2 separate regions of the Mus musculus genome follow, and region 2 is linked to region 1. Evidence: chromatin loops called from intact Hi-C (ENCODE). Cell type or tissue: gastrocnemius. All regions are shown on one strand. Links, peaks and the distances in the headings refer to the core of each region. The heading gives the core; the rest is flanking DNA. Region 1 holds the start of Marf1 (meiosis regulator and mRNA stability 1). Region 2 holds the start of Ercc4 (excision repair cross-complementing rodent repair deficiency, complementation group 4).

The links. A loop is a pair of places that touch in the nucleus more often than their neighbours do. Peaks named below come from ENCODE experiments on the same cell type or tissue, not always from the same donor. Only the 100,000 strongest peaks of a DNase experiment are listed, where the experiment ranks them.
Region 2: a loop joins it to region 1, with 7 times the contacts of the local background. A loop is called at or near these places in 3 of 42 quality-filtered maps.

Annotation. Positions count from the first base shown.
Region 1 is chr16:14,158,349-14,161,257 of GRCm38, forward strand. Marf1 (meiosis regulator and mRNA stability 1) reads right to left here and starts at 926. Exons shown (of 27, transcript NM_001081154.2): 1 at 796-926. It overlaps Mir484 (microRNA 484), which reads left to right and starts at 1,278; the gene lies at 1,278-1,344. In gastrocnemius, for the core only: a CTCF peak has its summit at 1,626 (motif pointing left); DNase peaks (open chromatin) are centred at 1,093 and 1,615; H3K4me3 peaks cover 1,512 bases; H3K27ac peaks cover 1,843 bases.
Region 2 is chr16:13,107,425-13,110,333 of GRCm38, forward strand. Ercc4 (excision repair cross-complementing rodent repair deficiency, complementation group 4) reads left to right here and starts at 2,312. Exons shown (of 11, transcript NM_015769.2): 1 at 2,312-2,717. The coding sequence starts at 2,511. In gastrocnemius, for the core only: no CTCF peak of the experiment used is centred there; DNase peaks (open chromatin) are centred at 1,896 and 2,423; H3K4me3 peaks cover 1,276 bases; H3K27ac peaks cover 1,320 bases.

The DNA.
Region 1 (2,909 bases), core at 264-2,763:
CTCTTGTGAGTCTAATCATCATAGCAACCCCCTCACTTATTTATTTGTAGTTTGGTGACAAGAGATACCTGAGGATGAATTATTTCCCAAATGACCTCCCCCCTGCCACAAACTCCCAGTCCTATGTATTTGCTCGTCTTCTACCTTTTAACTAAAATGACTCTTTTTTCTCCAATAGAATATAAATTCCATAACAATATTGACTGTATGTGAATATACGGTATCCCAACCTTCCAACTCAACTGTGCCTCACAAATATCAATAAATGACCCTGGACAAATGTAGAGCTCACTGAAGGTGAAGAAAGACCATTTAGCTGACAATTTCCTTGTATGCAAAACAGAAAGATCCTGGAAAGTCCAAAAGATACTAGTGCAACTAGAAAGCACCACGTTCGTGCTAGAATTAATTGGGGAGGTGGCTGAAACTGAAACTGCATCCAAAGTGGCTATTAAAACAAAAACAAAAAAACAATAAGGGACTCAGCCACACAACTGTCCTTTTTCTCAACTTTCCAACTTTGCACATCCTGCGAAGGTTGCTACTGACACCTGGAGGGCCGGGGAGCGAGCAGGAAGACAAGCGCCAGCTGGGACTAAACGCCTCGGAAGAGACCGGGGGAGCACTGGAGAGCGACTTTTTCGCACGGCCCCTTCGGCAAGTCCCAGTCCCGGTCCTTCAATCCCAGAAGCATCAGTCTGAGGGGGGAAAAGGCGTCGTTTCCAGACCAGCTACGTTGCTGATCAGAGCATCCGGTACGCCCTAGTGGAGTCCCGGCACTGACAGAGGACTCACCTCAGCCACTAGCTCCTTCTTGGCTCACATTCCGACACCGCCGCCTACCCCCCACCCCCCCCAGGCCCTTTATTTTGATTCCCGACTCCGCAGCTCCCGCCGCCGCCGCCAAGCGCTCCCTCCACTTCCGCTTCCGCCCCGCCCCGCCCCTGTCGCAAAACCGATACGCTTCTCTACTACTAGCCCCGCCCCTCTCTCCGAGCCTCCCTGCCTCACCTCTTCCTCCATAATACCACACCCTTCCTCTGCTCCGCCCCCTATGGCCGCTCCCTTTCTCCGCCCATTCCCAGCCCGTCCCCACTCCGCCCAGTCGCTTCCTCCAGTAGCCCCGCCCATTCCCCCGTCCCTCCCTTCCCCTTTCTGGCTCCACCCCTCCCTGAGTCTCGCCCAGTCTTTTCTTTCGCCCCGCCCTCGCCTCCGCGTATTTCTCCGCGCAGGGCACGCTGGGAAGTGGGGGGGGCGGGGCCTCGCGGCCCTGCAGCCTCGTCAGGCTCAGTCCCCTCCCGATAAACCTCAAAATAGGGTCTTACCTAGGGGGCTGGCGGCGTATTTTTTTTAGCAGGAACCCCAGTTTAGGAGTTCTCACTACTGGTTTGATGACGCCATGTCGAACGGATCTTCCAGGCGAAGAACTAGGGAGCTTTTGTGATGGAGTCAAGGAAAGGCTTGCCAGATGGGATTTGTTAGGGTTCCGCTCTAAAAGGTCTTGGGAGCGAGGACTAAGGAGAGAAGATTAATGTGAAATAAAGTATTAATGCTCTGCCTCGTCACGTGATAACCCTTATTTTTACAAATTAAATCGTGCACGTTGCACTGCATCTTTTAGCGCAACCTAGTGGCCAGTGGAGAAAGAACAGTTAAACCTGCCAAATGGGCTTTTGGCAAAGTCCTCCCTACCTATAGCAGTTTCAGTGCTGATCAAGTACATGCAAAGACTGCTGCTGAATATTGACACCAACAGTTAAGAGTACATGATATCCTTACCCAGTTTTATTTTTTCTTTTCAGAGACAGTGTCTCACTTGTGTAGCCTTGGGTTGGCCTGGAACTTGCCCCGCAGACTATGCTGTACTCGAACTTGCAGTCCCTTGCTTTCTGAGTGCTAGGATTAAAGGAGTTTGTGTCACCTGGCAAACGTTTTGTTTTAATAAACCTAGTGCTTTGTAACCAATACTTTTCAGATGACAGGTTGGCCACGAAAAAGAAGATGCTAAAGTTATAAGAACTTTGTGAAATCAAAAATACTTCATGTTTTAAACAGATAAACTGTTCTGTATCCTCGCTACCCCTATCCCCAACCCCACTGAGCCTTGAAGGCTTCACTTTTACTTGACCTAAATATGAGTTGGGTTTTTTTGTTTGTTTTTCCAGACAGGGTTTCTCTGTGTGATAGCCCTGGTTGCCCTGGAACTCTCTGTACACTAGCCTCAAACTCAGAGATCTGCCTGCGGTTGCCTACAAGTTCAAGAAGTAAAAGCATAACCTTTATTTAGAACCATGCCTGGCTTAAATATGAGTTTTCAGGATTCCATAGGGGGAAAGATAATTTCTGAAATTTCTAGCTCTTTGCTGCTTTCTGTTACAAGTTAGGAAAAAAATATAATCTAAATGTAGGCACAGTATAGAATGTCCTAGCTGGTTATTACTTTAAAATAGTTATACTTAAAAGTCTGCCAGAAGCCGGGCAGTGGCGGCGCACGCCTTTAATCCCAGCACTTGGGAGGCAGAGACAGGCAGATTTCTGAGTTCGAGGCCAGCCTGGTCTACAAAGTGAGTTCCAGGACAGCCAGGGCTATACAGAGAAACCCTGTCTCGAAAAACAAAACAACAACAACAACAAAATTAAAAGCACTACCTACTATTTAATAAAAGTAGGTTTCAACTTTTTGCCAGAAGTAGTGGCACAGTTCCAGGGCAACTAGAACTGCACAAAGAGACCCTGTCTCATTAAAAAAAAAAAAAAAACCAACTTCCTTTTTTTTTCCTTTGCTCAGTAATAATCTTCACATTTATGAAACAAAGATAACAGAGATTTATTATTGGTGTTTCACTGGATACTTTGCATTTGATTCAACTCCCCAAAGACCTAAGTTACTAAACAGAGTTCTCCTCTAC
Region 2 (2,909 bases), core at 410-2,909, 1.1 Mb before region 1:
AGTCAGAGAACAGCTTTCGGGAGTTGATTCTCTCCTTCCAGCATGTTAATTCCTGAGATCAAACTCAGGTCAGCAGGCTTAGATGCCAAACATCTCTACCAGCTAAGCCATCATGACAGCTACCTTGTGTTCGAGATATGCTCTCTCACTGGCCCGGTCAGCAAGCCCCAGGGAGTGTCACTGTCTCCCAGGAACAAAGCTGCAGTCTCCAGTGCAATCTCTCGCCTGGATTCTAGGGACCACACACAGGTACCCAGGCTTTCACAGTAAGCGCTTCCTCCGCTGAGCTACACCCCTGTCACTCTGTATACGCCTGAATTTTCAATAAACCTTGACCTTCTAAAATAACCTCTCCCTCGAACGGTCCTATCTGCAGTTTTATTCATTTGCTTGCTTGTTTGTTTGTTTGGATAAGCGGAGAACTTCATCTTCAAAGTTCAGTGTGGTCAAAATAAGAAAAGCGTGTACATCCCTTTCCCATTATTGCTGCAACAAAGCACCATAAACACAGAGGTTTAAAATAACAAAAATGCAACGTCCCCCAACAGTGGGTTGTTGGGGGTGGCTGGGATACGTCTTGGCTTCCCAAGGGAGAACGCAGGAGTTCCTCAGCTCCTCAACGCTCTGTTCCTGGCACTTTCTACCTCATTCTGACCTTAGTTTCTCCTTCACAGTCCCCTTTGAAGCTAAGTCCCCTGCCTCTCCTTTGCCCCTAAGCACATCTTTATGATTATATTGGGCATACCTGGATAAGTCAATATCATTTCTCCATCTCAAGAGTTTAGCTCAATGACATCTGTGAAGTCTCCTTTGCCATGAAAAATAATAGGTTCTGGGAATTCAATCTTTGGGTTGCATTATTCTGCCTGCCACAACCTGGGAGGAATCACCCACACACCCACACACCCACCTCTGAATGTGTGCTGAGTAACTACTTACTGTACCCTGAACCAACGCTAAGAAACATACCATCCAGCTCTGTGGCCTTGCCTGATTATATAACCGGCTTGTTGAACTGCAGGCATTATCTCCTGGCTCCCAGACATGCTGCGCGGAAAGCGTCTGCAGGCATCTCTGTCCACTTCAGGAAGATGCAGAAATTATTAGATGCTCTTTTAACTGTGACTAGACAGAAGGAAAACGCTGGAAGAAGCAGAGGAGAGAGAGAAAACAAATCCACTTGCAGCGGCTGATGTGAAGGGAGATTGGTAAACGGGAAGGCAATGTAATGAAGGTCGAGCAAACTCAAATAAATGTGTCCTTTTTCTCCCACTAATCGTCCATTCGAGAAACGTACCTTGAGGGTTTGAGTGAACTTCTGTATGAACTAAGCTAGTGAAATGCTATGTTGCGTGCTGGTGGGAGGAGTGGGAGCCAACTAAACGTTCTCCAGTAACTAGACAAGTATATGCCTCCACATTACAGAAAACCCAGCCACATAAAGGACAGAGATTTAGGGAAAATTTGTGACGGAACTCAGGATCTACCACTAAGTTACATCCTAACACCCTTTATATTTGTGCTGGAGGTCTCCATCTCTAGCTCAGGCTGGCCTTGAATTTACTTCAACAAGTGAGATAGCCTGTCCCACCTGGAGAAACCAAAAATCTGGTTTCGAATCTTGGTTGTTTATTATTTCATATAATTAAGCAGGCAAGCAGCCGCACAAACTGAGCAGCGGCAGAGGGTAGGGGGCACGCAAAAGTATGTTGTTAACCATGGTTATTCCTGAGTAATGGAACAATCCTATTTTGCCTTCATTTGTATTTCGTATGGGCTGAAAATAAAGGGGAATGGAGAATTCTGAGAGAGAATGCCTCCTAGATTGCTTACCTGGAGGTTTTTTTAGGTAGTTACAAACACGACCCAAGATGTCCCTCTAGTGGAAGGAACGCGGCTGCAACTGGCACCTGATGGAGGCTTTGTAAAATAACTTACTGAGTTCAAGACCTTTGCAAACAAGAGACTGAAACTCATAAGGTATTGTGCTTATTAAAAATTTTCAAGGCGGGGAGGGGGAGGAATACTTGCAAAAGTAGAGACAAAACCCTCACACTAGGAAAACGATGTCGATTCTGGATGCACTTGGAATACTGACAGCAACATTCTGAACTGTCGGTATTGGAGGATTACGCGGATTAGACTTCTCTGTTTGCATTTTGTTAGTTTATGCCTAGGTCTAGAGAGCCAAAGGATGGGGAACCTAAACACACGCGCGCGCACGCGCGCTAACGCTTTCTGCGCCTCTCGGCTGAGTTCGGGTAGACCTGCCCTGGGCTCGGGCACATTCCGGCCACACTTGTCCCCGCCTCGATTCCTTTTCGGCTACAATCGGTTGGCTCTCTTGAACTCGGCTCCCTTCGGCTACATCCGGCCTCTCTCAGTCGGCCATTGCAGTTACATCTGTTCTGCGCTCCTTCGGCCCTGGCGTCTCTCCCTGCGTTCGGCCAGCGTTCGGCTGGACTCGGCTCTTTCCGTCAGCGTGCGGCCGCGGTCCCGGAAGGGCGCCCATGGAGCCAGGCCTGTCGGGCGAACGGCGGAGTATGGCGCCGCTGTTGGAGTACGAGAGGCAGCAGGTGCTGGAACTGCTCGACAGCGACGGGCTGGTGGTGTGTGCCCGCGGACTCGGCACCGACCGGCTCCTCTACCATTTCCTGCGGCTTCACTGCCACCCGGCCTGCCTGGTGCTGGTGCTCAACACGCAGCCGGCCGAGGAGGTGCGACTGCGGGATGGGTAGACCCAAGGGTTTGGGGGACATCCGATGCGAGATCGGCGCGGTAGGAACGCGGAGCTGTACGGTTGCAGGGACTCCGAGCCCATGCAGATCTTAAACAGGGCACGAAAGGGAATGAATTAAGATCCCAGGGGGGAGATGCGGGGCACCTACACAGTTCCAAGTCGCTGCGAA